Linked DNA regions of Homo sapiens: all the other regions are linked to region 1. A link is an interaction called in ENCODE POLR2A ChIA-PET data of the cell type or tissue named here. Cell type or tissue: GM12878. All regions are shown on one strand.

Region 1 (4,000 bases):
TAATGCTTCTTCCTTCAACCTCCCAAACCTTTTCTGCTTCCCTCCTCTCTCTCTTTCTCTCTCTACTTATGGAACTTTTGGTTATAAGAAACAGACACTCCCTCGAGCTGGTTTTGTTATAAGGAAGTGTGGGTATTTGATGGACTCTGAGAGCAGGAAGTGTTTCTGCTCTGTTGCTCTCAGGCCACATGACCCGTAATCTCAGCTGTTCTCCACACTTCTCCATTGTCGGGTTTCTGTCGGTCTGATAGTCAACACACATGGCCTCAGATTGCAGCCTTGACTCCCAGTCTAGATGCCTTCTAATTCCAGAGACCACGTTCATCTCTGTGTTTGTCGGTTAGCTCACATTCTCGAGGAGAAACTCTGACTTAGTGCACGAGCTACATGTCCAGCCTTGGTGTAGTGGGATGTGGCCAGGGAGGGCTAGGAGCACGTGGTTCAAACGTGGCACGTCAGATCTAGGCCTCTTCTAGGCTGTGGGGTGGAGAGATGATTCCTGAAGGTGGGTGTGGCCTAGGCAGGCATGTGTGTACCCGTGACAGTCCACCCCTTGGAGTGCCTGGCACATGCTCTCTTGTTTCCAGAAACTCCATTCCAAAGACGCTTCCACCTGACATGATTAAACTGTCGTGGTGGCAGACAAAGGCATTCGCACCCCACCCCACTGCCCCCCCGTGGGAGATAAGACACATTCACCTCCCACTGTCACATGTGGAAGCAATGTCACTCAGCCAGAGCCCACTCCTCATTCATACCTCGATTATGCAAGACCCAATTGAGGCAAAACTGCTCACCATCCGACAACCCATGAACTAAGTGATCAGTCCAGCCACCACCCAGACACTAGTAGACAACAGTGCAGGGATGTGGGACACTTGCCATTTTGAGAGGTGGACTAAAGAAACCAACAGCACTTCGTGGAAATTCGAGACCAGGAGGGCAGGGTGTGGAGGACCAAGAATCCCACAGACCTTGGCATCCAGTGCCAGGAGCCCTGCCTGGGAGTGGTACATTAGCTCTCACCCGGAGGTAGTTTGCCTTGCGATCAAAAGCTCAGGCTGTGAAGTCAGTGGGATCTGGGTTTGACTCCAACTTGGCCACTTCCTGGCTGTTTGACTTTGGATGAGTGACTTCCCCTCTCCAAGACCTCAGGGAGAGTTTGCTAAAATGGGAATCATTTCACTAGATCCTGTCCCCTAGGGAGGTTGTACCAGTTAAATGGGGGAGAATTTACTTAGAGCATAGAGCAATGCCTGCCATTCAGGAAGCACTAAAAAATGGCTAATGATCATGATCATTGTTACTGTAATGAGCAGTGGTGAGAGGGCCAATCTGGCTGACCCAAGTCCTGCCACTGGGAGGATTCCCAGTCTCCACTGTATGGGACACACCAAGAGGGTGGCTGCGGGAGTTCCCCATGGGGGCTGTCAATGTGGCCAGAAGGGCAGAAGCCCCTGTGATTTTGGTCTGTGGTAAGCAGAGGCCTCTCGTCTCCAAGCCTGGGATCCTAATGGTAGTATGGGTTCTCCCCAGATATTATTGAAATTTCCATCATTTATCTTTGTGGGAGCTCCAGGGAGCAGAAGGCATACCCACAGTCCTGCGGGCATGCGCTGTTCCCCCAGCCTCTCGGTGCTTGCCAAGTTCTCACACGCCTGAAGAGCTGGGGCAGCTAAGGAGATGGGGGAGTGGCCAGGAGGGTGGCAAGGGGAAGAGGTGGGGCCAGTGAATTGGAGAGCACAGCCTGTCCCCAGGGGCCAGATGAGCATTGTTGATGGTGTATGTGAATGTGAGAGGGGACTTTTACCAGACTTTCTATGAAACCTCCTAGCTTTAAAGTGATGGCTTAGCTGGGTGGGGTGGCTCAGGCCTGTAATCCCAACACTTCAAGAAGCTGAGACAGATTGATTACTTGAGGCCAGGAGTTCGAGACCTGCCTGGGCAACATAGCAAGACCCTCATCTCTACAAAAAAAAAAAAAAAAAAATTAGCCAGGCATAGTGGTGTGTGTCTGTAGTCCCAGCTACTTGGGAGGCTGAGGTGGGAGGATCACTTGTGTCTGGGAGGTTGAGACTGCAGTGAGCCATTATTACAGCACTGCACTCCAGCCTGGGTGACAGAGCGAGACCCCGTCTCTAAAAAAAAAAAAAAAAAAAAAAAAAATTAGGCCAGGTGCAGTGGCTCACACCTGTAATCCCAGCACTTTGGGAGGCTGAGGTGGGTGGATCGTGAGGTCAGGAGTTCAAGACCAGCTTGACCAATATGGTGAAACCCTGTCTCTACTAAAAATACAAAAATTAACCAGGCATGGTGGCAGGTGCCTGTAATCCCAGCTACTCGGGAGGCTGAGGCAGGAGAGTCGCTTGAACCTGGGTGGCAGAGGTTGCAGTGAACTGAGATCGCACCACTGTACTCCAGCCTGGGTGACAGAGTGAGACTCCGTCTAAAGAAAAAAAAAGAAGTGTTGGCTTAGATTCCACCGCACAAATCAAACATAATAGGCGTGCAGGTGATACCTGTTATGATTTGGCTCAAGGGCTGCCTGATTCTAACCATCCCGCATTGTTCTTTTTTTCTTTTTTTGAAACAGAGTCTCGCTCTGTCGCCCAGGCTGTAGTGCAGTGGCATGATCTCGGCTCACTGCAGTCTCCACCTTCCAGGTTCAAGTGATTATCCTGCTTCAGCCTCCCAAGCATCTGGGACTATAGATGCACGCCACCACACCTGGCTAATTTTTGTATTTTTAGTAGAGACTGGGTGTCACCATATTGGCCAGGCTGGTCTCGAACTCCTGACTTTGTGATCCACCTGCCTCGGCCTCCCAAAGTGCTGGGATTACAGGCATGAGCCACCACGCCTGGCCCAGCATTGTTCTTTTTAATGGCTTTGGCCTGTGAGTCTGGGGCAGGCAGCGGAGACACTCCTTCTCTGGTCTGCCTCCTTCCTCTCATCCTCCCTCCCTCTCTTCAGCGAATTTATCATTGAGCACCTTCTTTCTGCTGGGTGCTTTGCTAGGCAGTGGGGAATGTCAGCAGATGAGCTAGAGTCCTGCTCTCAGAACTTATGTTCATACACCTTTTCCATGAACTCAGGAAATGCAGTGTATGGTGTTGGGCATCTTTGCATTTGGTCACTAGGGAGATTACAGCAGAAAGTGCTGTCCAGGACTGAGGATTCAGGGTTCTCTACCCCTCCCAGATTGTCCCACCATCTGCCAACAAGTGCCCTAAATTTAGATCTGGAAGCCCAGCCCAGCAGAGAATTTGCCTCTGGCAGTTCAGCAAGTCTCAGTGATTTGCAGGCCCCTCAGTGGGCTCAGAGCTCCAGCCACAGCAGTCAGGGTTTTCTATTTCAGGATTCCATGGTTGCTTTGCCTTTTCCTAAGTGCTTTCAGGCAGCCGGCCCAAATTAACCTCTTTCCTCTTATTCTTCACTTATGGCCCAAGCAATAAATAAAGTGCCTTATACACTGAGGTAAGTTCCCAAGAGCCTGAATCTCATTGTGCACGTTTTTGGGGTCCTGACATACAAATATGGCTTGTGAGTTGCTACCCAGCCCCTAACCAAGGACTCTTCAGGTTCTCAGTGTGGGGTAAGAGAAGCCTTTTTGCCTCAGCAGCCACATTTGTTCTTTTTCTTGTCTTTTCTTTCTTTCTTTTTTTTTTTTTTTTGAGACGGAGTCTCGCTCTGTCATCCAGGCTGGAGTGCAGTGGCGCGATCTCTGCTCACTGCAAGCTCCACCTCCCGGGTTCACGCCATTCTCCTGCCTCAGCCTCCTGCGTAGCTGGGACTACAGGCGCCCGCCACCACGCCTGGCTAATTTTTTCTATTTTTAGTAGAGACAGGGTTTCACCATGTTAGCCAGGATGGTGTTGGTCTCCTGACCTCGTGATCCGCCCGCCTCGGCCTCCCAAAGTGCTGGGATTACATTTTTCTAAGAAACTGTGGTTTGCAACCCCACTCCTGATACTCTTTTCTGTCTCCTTCTGGGAACATT
Region 2 (4,000 bases), 150 kb after region 1:
TGTTTCTGTCCCCACCCCTCTACCCCTACAGGGGAAAGGAATCTCCTAGTGATGAGGGTGAGAGACTTGAAATACATCAGCACTGCAGTGAGCAGGACAGGTTTCATTACTGCTTTTTTACTTCTGAATAAATTATTTCTGTGGCTGTTAGGGATGGGGAGGCTGAAGTTGGTTGTGTGGGTTGCTGGGCTTCAAAGTTCAGGGTAGAATAAGTAACTTCATTCATCTGAAAAGCACAAATAATGATCAGTTAAGTCAGTGACACAGGGCAGGGCCTCACCTTGCCTGGTGTGATTCAGCACCACAAGCTGTTACCATTTTGAAATTTTAGCTCTGGAGAAGGGCTTTTGTTGTTACCCATTCTCTGCTTGCTGACCTCCTGATGAATGATCATTAGAAGAGAGAAATTATGGTATATATGCAATGGGATAGGATAATGCAGCAATGAGAACCAGCAAACCACAAATACATACAATATGGATGAGTCTCACAAAGCAATGTTGAAGAAGCCACATATAAGGATATGTTTTATTTCTCCTTTAGATAGGAACAAAACCAAGCAATACTAATCTGGAGCATTAGAAGTCAGGATAGTGGTTACTCCTCTTTGGAGGGAAGTGACTGGTAGAGTTTTTTTTTTTTGCGACGGAGTCTCGCTCTGTCGCCCAGGCTGGAGTGCAATGGCACGATCTCGGCTCACTGCAAGCTCTGCCTCCCGGGTTCAAGCGATGCTCCTGTCTCAGCCTCCCAAGTAGCTGGGATTACAGGCATCCACTACCACGCCCGGCTAATTTTTTGTATTTTTAGTAGAACAAGGTTTCACTATGTTGGCCAGGCTGGTTTAGAACTCCTGACTTCTAGTGATCCACCTGCCTTGGCCTCCCAGAGTGCTGGGATTACAGGTGTGAGCCACTGCACCTGGCTGGAAGGGTCTCTTTTTAAGGGGAGGTCATGTAGTATTTCATGATTTGGGTGCTGCTTACCTGGGTGTGTTCAACTTGTGAAAGTTCATACATTGTGAAAGTATAATTATGATTTAGCACTTTTCAGTATGTATGTTTGCTCTATTGAAAAGGTAAAATGAAAACTTCTTTTTTTTTTGAGACAGAGTTTCCCTCTGTCGCCCAGGCTGGAGCGCAATGGCGCAATCTTGGCTCACTGCAAACTCCACCTCCTGGGTTCACGCCATTCTCCTGCCTCAGCCTCCCAAGTAGCTGGGACTACAGGCGCCCGCCACCACAGCTGGCTAATTTTTTTGTATTTTTAGTAGAGCTGGGGTTTCACCATGTTAGCCAGAATGGTCTCGATCTCCTGACCTTGTGTTTCACCTGCCTTGGCCTCCCAAAGTGCTGGGATTACAGGCATGAGCCACTGTGCCTGGCCATAAAATGAAAAATTCTATAAAATTATTATTAAAAAACAGGATCTCAGATCTATTAAAATTGAAATTATCCTTTTGACAATAAGAGCAGGATCAGACTGAAGGTAGGGGAGTGAGAATGATTCAGTGCCTTCCTTTTTTAGGCCATTGTGCTGGGTGCTCTTTGTAGGTTATCTCGTTTAATCCCTTCAACTTCTCTTTGAAGTAGGCAGAATGCCCATTTTACAGATGACAAAGCTGATGATCAAAGAGGTTAAGTTACTTGACAAGGGTCACAGAGCTACTAAGAGTCACATCCAGTATTCAGACACAGGATGGGAATAATTCCAAAATGCATGTTCTTGCTGCAAAGTAGACTCATGGGAGTGATTACAAATACGTCTTTGTTGTTGCACTGAGGAACATTAACCCAAACTTGATGTTACATTGTGTCTTCATGAATAATCAATTCTACACAGAATCATTTCCATGAGAAAATAAGCCCATGAAAACCGGCTATGCTTACCTTGTTAGGTGGGTCATTGGAGTGGTCCTGAGCTGGAGAAGCAAAAGAAGAGTTAGCGATCCATGGAAATGCAAAGCTGACTTCAGGTGATTCTAGCTGAAGGAGGTGGCAGTTGGAGGGTGGGGAGTTTAAGGATCAGTTAAGGAATTTACTTCCCTCAGAGTGTATGGTCCAGACCCAGCATGTTAGTACCAGAGAGGGGGCAGGGGCAGAACCACAGGAGGCCACAATCCACTTGTGAAGAGTTCTACCAGTTCACAAGGCCTTGATTTTTGCCCAGATGTGTTTCTCAGCAACATGCTCCAGTGGCAAGGAGGGGCATTGAGACTTGTAGCACCCACAGCACCCACAAGATAAGGAAAGTCTCACCAAGGGAGAGTGCCCACATCCGTAATAGAGGCAGGAGGCGGAAGGAGTAAGGCTGAGGAAATGGCTCCTGGAAACATGGGATCTTCCTCAGGCCTGCCTGGCCTAGGCAGAGTGAGCCTCTCTCCTCAGATGTGTCTCAGGGGACTCCTGTGGCTAGGAAGGGTGGGAAGACCTATGCCACCTTAGGGTTGGGAAATAGAGATCCTTTCTGTGAAAATTCAGAAGGGAGGGAGTGGTTTGGGAATCCAGGATTCCCTGCCAGGGGAGGGCACGTGGTGGAACATACCAGTTCTCACTGGGGTAAGTGGCTTTACTTACTGTGGTTGGAGACTGAGGGTTTGTGCTCTGTGAGATCACGCTGGTCGCTTGCCCTAAATAAATATCAGAAACTGTGACTGCTATTCCCAAGCACAGGATCTTTGTTCCGTAAGTTAGGAAGGACACTGTGAGCAGGTAATTCCTTAGAGTCCTTGATGTTCATACTGCCTTTCTTCTGAGGGCCTCGTTCTTCAGTCTAACTACAATCCCTTCTAGTGTTTACTCTTTTCCTGTTTGCTGGATGTTCACATTTCATTTCATTCTTTATCAGCTGCTTCTGTGCCTACTTCTATCCTTAAAACCTTTCCCATTTTGTTTTCCGGGGTAGATACTTTTTTTTTTTTCTCTATTTATTGTTCAAGAGGACTTTGGTTGTTTTTGCTTTCTCTTAGGTTCTCTTCCTATGCTATTTCTCCCTCCTCTTCCAATGTGGTCAACAGAGCACATGACTTGCTTTCTCCTGCTGCTTCTTTCATTTTTTCATTTGTTTTCCTTCTTAGACCTTGCTTTCCCTGACTAGGGGACAGAGGAACATACTTGAGTCTCTTCCTCTAGATTAGATGGGGATTGGAATACCCATGTCCAAGAGATAATGGGAGACAGGGAGCACGAAGACCAGGGAAGAGGAAACCTGTGGGAATTAGTGCCGAGAAGCAGGAGTTTAGTGGGAGGAGTATGAGATCCAGGCCCAGAGACAGGCAAAGAATTCTTTCCCTCTCCCAAGCATGGCAGTCAGCCTTGGAGGAAACAGAACAAGAGGAAAGGCCATCATACCTGCCGGTCTTCCCGAAATGCAGAAAACATGCCAGGGCTACTGCTATCAGAGCAACCAGGGCCACTACTCCAATCACAATGCCAGCAATGGCCCCAGGTGAGAGGCCATTTTCTTGTGGTAGAGCATTATCTGTCATGGAGAGAAAAGAGGAGAAGAAATGAAAGTGAAATTATTTTACAATGGGGGCTGGGAAACAACTCTCAGAATGAAGTAGTTTCTAATTGTTCCTTCAAGGAATACAGTTTCGTTGTGGGAAGGTTGCTGGAAGGTGATTAGCTAACTATATCCTTGCAATTTTTTTTTTTCAATCACCATGTTTCTTTTTTTCTTTTCTTTTTTTTTTTTGAGACAGAGTCTTGCTCTGTCTCTCAGGCTGGAGTGCAGTAGCATGATCTTGGCTCACTGCAACCTCCGCCTCCCAGGTTCAAGCGATTCTCCTGCCTCAGGCTGGACTACAGGCACGTGCCACCACACCTGGCTAATTTCTGTATTTTTTTAGTAGAGACGGGGTTTCACCATATTGGTCAGACTGGTCTTGAACTCCTGACCTCATGATCCGCCTGCCTCGGCCTCCCAAAGTGCTTGGATTATAGGCGTGAGCCACTGCGCCCAACCCCAGTCACCATGTTTCTAGGTTGATGATCTCTCTTCT
Region 3 (4,000 bases), 130 kb after region 1:
CCTTCCTTCCTTCCTTTTCTCTTTTAATATATAAAAATTTTTAGCTAATCTTCTGTGTATCAGTCCAATTTTAGTATATGTGTTGCTGAAGCGAGCACAACCCGCTATGTCTTAGAAGGTATTCTAACCCTTTCAGGTTGGGCCTCTAACCCAACTTTGTCCTTTACCCAGGATAAAATGTACCCCAGCACTTACCCAGAGTCAGCCAATTGGTGCTGCATGGATAATTTTCCTTTGGAGTCGGGGGTCTCTCCAGTATTGTCCCTTCATGGTTCTCTGGAAGATGTTATGGGAAATGGGCCCCAATCCAGACCCCAAGAGAGGGTTCTTGGATCTTGCACAAGAAAGAATTCAGGGCAAGTCCATAAAGTGAAAGCAAGGTTATTAGAGAAGTAAAGAAACAAAAGAATGGCTACTCCATAGGTAGAGCAGCCCTGAGTGCTGCTAGTTGGCTATTTTTATGGTTATTTTTTGATCATGTGCTAAATATAGGGTGAATTATTCATGAGTTTTCCAAGGAAGGGGCAGGGATTTCTCAGAACTGAGGGCTCCTCTTTTTTTTTAGACCATATAGGGTAACTTCCAGACATTGCCATGGCATTTGCAAACTGCCATGGTGCTGGGGGGAGTGTCTTCTAGCATGCTAATACATTATAATTAGTGTATAATGAGCAGTGAGAGCAACCAGAGGTCAGTTTCATCGCTATGTTGGTTTTGGTGGGTTTTGACCACCTTCTTTACTGCATCCTGTTTTATCAGCAGGGGATTTGTGACCTGTATCTTGTGTTGACCTTCTAGCTCATCCTGCAGCTAAGAATGCCTAACCTCCTGGGAATGCAGCCCAGCAGATCTCAGCCTCATTTTACCCAGCCCCAGTTCAATATGGAGTTGCTCTGGTTCGAACACCTCTGACAGTATGGAGGGTTTACAATTCTTAAGAAGAGAGAAGTTGCTGAGCTTTAGAGAATAAGCTGAAACATGCATGAAGCACTAATAACTCTTGCCCTGTACTTTGTTACTTTAGTGATAAATTTTACAGCTGGTTCTTTGAATAATTTATATTAATTAAGTTTCTCTGTCTGATGTGAAGTAGCCAGTGAATAAGCAAAGCCTAATTCTCCAATAAAGATAATAAAGCCCTTCTTGAGTTAAATGGAAGTGGGAGAATGTCATGTCTGTTTCTGTCCATTTCCATTCCTGCTCCTTCTCCTCTGGACGAAACAGGGCTGGCTGATGGAATTAACCAGGAAGGCTTCAAATGGGGAAATTGGCTCATTTAAACTCCTGCTAGTATTAAACTGTTCCTCAGTCCTATGTAAGTTAAGACAAAAAAGTTATGAAACTCATGTGAGTTATAGGTATAGGATTCTGTTAACAAGTATATCATATCCAGATAAATATGGGCACCTTAAAAGTAGTTGTCCTGGGAATAAATACACATCTATTCAAAAAATTCTGTCATCATTACTCAAAATATTTTGGTCAACTTGCCATGTAGAGTTACTTTCAAAACCAGTCTGAGGCCTACAAGAAAATCAGTTTCACTTCCTTATAATCACACTTAGGATTTCAGATACTTGCTAGTCTGTTTATGTTTATTGGCCTTTTTTAAATAGTTACCCCTTTTTATTTCTCTAGCCCCAAGCAAGGAAAGCTCTGGGTTCACATAGTGCTCCAAGTACAGGACAAGGCTCACATCATACAGAGCCTAAGCAATGAAGAAAGATTGGCATGCTTCACAAGACTTTGACCTTTAAACAAAGCATGGTCAGTCTGTTTTCTCCAGTGTCCTGTTTCTGCTTTGTGATCCCCTCCCCCACTCTTTTTGTATTAAAGAACCCTTAAACCTGAGGCTGGGGACATGGCCTTGAATTGTCCTCTCAGAGGAAACTGGGAGAATGGGTAGAGCGAGGTACTTCAGAGGTCTCTTTTTCCTTCTGCTCGTGGGTAGTTAGTTAATGATCTACCAGCAGTCCCCACTCTTGGGGAGACTGGGATCATGTTCCAGCCGCACATCACAGCTTAGGGCAGAGGGCACTTTGTACACAGAGGGAGCTGCATCTGACTTTCCTACTTCATCTGTAGAGTCAGTAGCCATCTGTAGTCTTGCATGTTCTCAGTTTTCAGGCTCCGGATATGAAAATGGATCTTTCAATTTTCTTTCTCTCTGACTCTGCTCTGAGGGAAAATGAGGACGTTTACTAGCAGAGGAAAAAGAAATACTGAAGTTTGCAAAAATTGATAGAAAGCTGGGCTCCCTGCTCATCATGCCTCCTTCCTCCCTAGCAGTTTCTAAACCCTCAGAACATTACAGTGAGATTTTAGCTGATGGTACAAACATGTCTACAGGATTTCCTCAAGCTGGGGCTACATTAGAAGGCTTTATACTTTGGCCATCTGACCTGCTTTTCTCTTTTCCAGAGTATTCTACTTTTCACAAATAGGTATGATCTAGGAGTTCAGCCTCCCTCACCCTTCACTAATTGCAGAATAAGCAATGCAGAGGCTGTTCAGAGAGTATCTTATCTGTGGGGAGAGGGAGAGGAAGCACTGGAACACTTGCCAGGGGAGGGACCAGAGGGCATAATTATAAATGAACAACCCTGGAGCAGAATAGGGGATGAGTTAGACACAGGAAGGAAGCTAAAGGAAGCCAGAGAATTTCAGGAATTGAGGGTATCACATGGAGAAATAAAGAGCGAGTTAGACAGAGGCTGTTGGTGGTCCCTACCCTGACACCTGAAAGAACTCCTGATCAAGGCCTACTATGGGCATAGTCTTAGGCTAGGTTTTAGGGATAAAGAGATAAATAAGACACAGTCCTTATTTTACAAGTTTACAGTCTAACAAAAAGGAGATAAATTAACAAATTGGAGGAGATTTTTCAGAATGTGTGGTATTGTGGGCTAGGAGTCTGCTACCATTGCTAATAGCTGGCATTTATTTTTTACCCACCGTCTTCTAAGCATTTTATGCATTAAATAACTCATCAACTCCTGACATCGGCCCCTTGAAGTATATATTACTATTGCTATAATCCTTGTTTTATAGGTAAAGAATCTGAGGCACAGAGGCATTACACATAGCCTGCCTGAGGTCTCACAGCAGGCACTCAGAAGCAGAACTCCAGCACAGGTAGTCTGGTTCTAGAACCTACGCTCACACTAACATAGCTGCTAATAAGTCATGTGGGGAAGCTCTGCCACTTCATGTCTACATGCCTTTGTACCCGCTTGTCTTTCCTTGGCCTGAGATACTCTTCCTTAAAGCCTCTGGTCAACGAGGGACTCTTCTTTGATATCTTCTCTGACTCCTTCTGCCTATCCCAGAGCCATTGCTGCCCTTGGAGCTTACCCAACACTTTGTCATTGTATTCTATTTGTTGGAATGTCTGACTCCTTTTATTATAAGCTTCTGGAGAGCAAGGAATTTTTATTCTCGGAAAACAGTTATAAAAGTAGAGCCAATAATATAATGAGTTTACATGTACTTATCATCCAGCTTCAGTGATGAACATTTCAGTTCAATCTTAGCTCATCTATATTCCCCCTTCCAACCATGAATTATTTTGTAGAAAATCATAGACATCAAATCATTTCATCTGTAGATATTTCAACTTACTCCTAAAATACAAGGGCATTTTAAGAAACAGTATCACAAGCATATCAGAAAACATTATCACAGTAAAAGATTATTTCCTCCTTGGCTGGGCGCGGTGGCTCACACCTGTAATCCCAGCACTTTGGGAGGCCAAGGCAGGTGAATCACAAGGTCAGGAGATCGAGACCATCCTGGCTAGCACAGTGAAACCCCGTCTCTACTAAAAATACAAAAAAATTAGCCGGGTGTGGTGGTGGGAGGCTGAGGCAGGAGAATGGTGTGAACCTGGGAGGTGGAGCTTGCAGTGAGCGGAGATCACGCCACTGCACTCCAGCCTGGGTGACAGAGCGAGACTCCATCTCAAAAAAAAAAAAAAAAAAAAAAAAAGATTATTTCCTCC

What was found. Peaks named below come from ENCODE experiments on the same cell type or tissue, not always from the same donor. Only the 100,000 strongest peaks of a DNase experiment are listed, where the experiment ranks them.
Region 2: POLR2A ChIA-PET joins it to region 1 with 6 read pairs; 4 of 35 experiments call an interaction of 5 or more read pairs at or near these places.
Region 3: POLR2A ChIA-PET joins it to region 1 with 9 read pairs; 4 of 35 experiments call an interaction of 5 or more read pairs at or near these places.

Annotation. Positions count from the first base shown.
Region 1 is chr19:42,363,633-42,367,632 of GRCh38, forward strand. All of the region lies in intron 35 of MEGF8 (multiple EGF like domains 8), which reads left to right. Among named protein-coding and RNA genes, the nearest start is that of MIR8077, 15 kb to the left of the region's middle. In GM12878, no CTCF peak of the experiment used is centred here; DNase peaks (open chromatin) are centred at 229 and 1,739.
Region 2 is chr19:42,509,003-42,513,002 of GRCh38, forward strand. CEACAM1 (CEA cell adhesion molecule 1) reads right to left here. Exons shown (of 9, transcript NM_001712.5): 6 at 3,348-3,477; 7 at 2,574-2,626; 8 at 1,887-1,918; 9 at 1-226. The coding sequence ends at 107. All of the region lies in intron 2 of LIPE-AS1 (LIPE antisense RNA 1), which reads left to right. Among named protein-coding and RNA genes, the nearest start is that of CEACAM1, 17 kb to the right of the region's middle. RefSeq lists an enhancer at 3,395-3,584. In GM12878, no CTCF peak of the experiment used is centred here; no DNase peak of the experiment used is centred here; H3K27ac peaks cover 1,070 bases.
Region 3 is chr19:42,496,046-42,500,045 of GRCh38, forward strand. The region is part of intron 2 of LIPE-AS1 (LIPE antisense RNA 1); the gene reads left to right. Among named protein-coding and RNA genes, the nearest start is that of CEACAM1, 30 kb to the right of the region's middle. In GM12878, no CTCF peak of the experiment used is centred here; DNase peaks (open chromatin) are centred at 735 and 1,556; H3K4me3 peaks cover 548 bases; H3K27ac peaks cover 1,773 bases.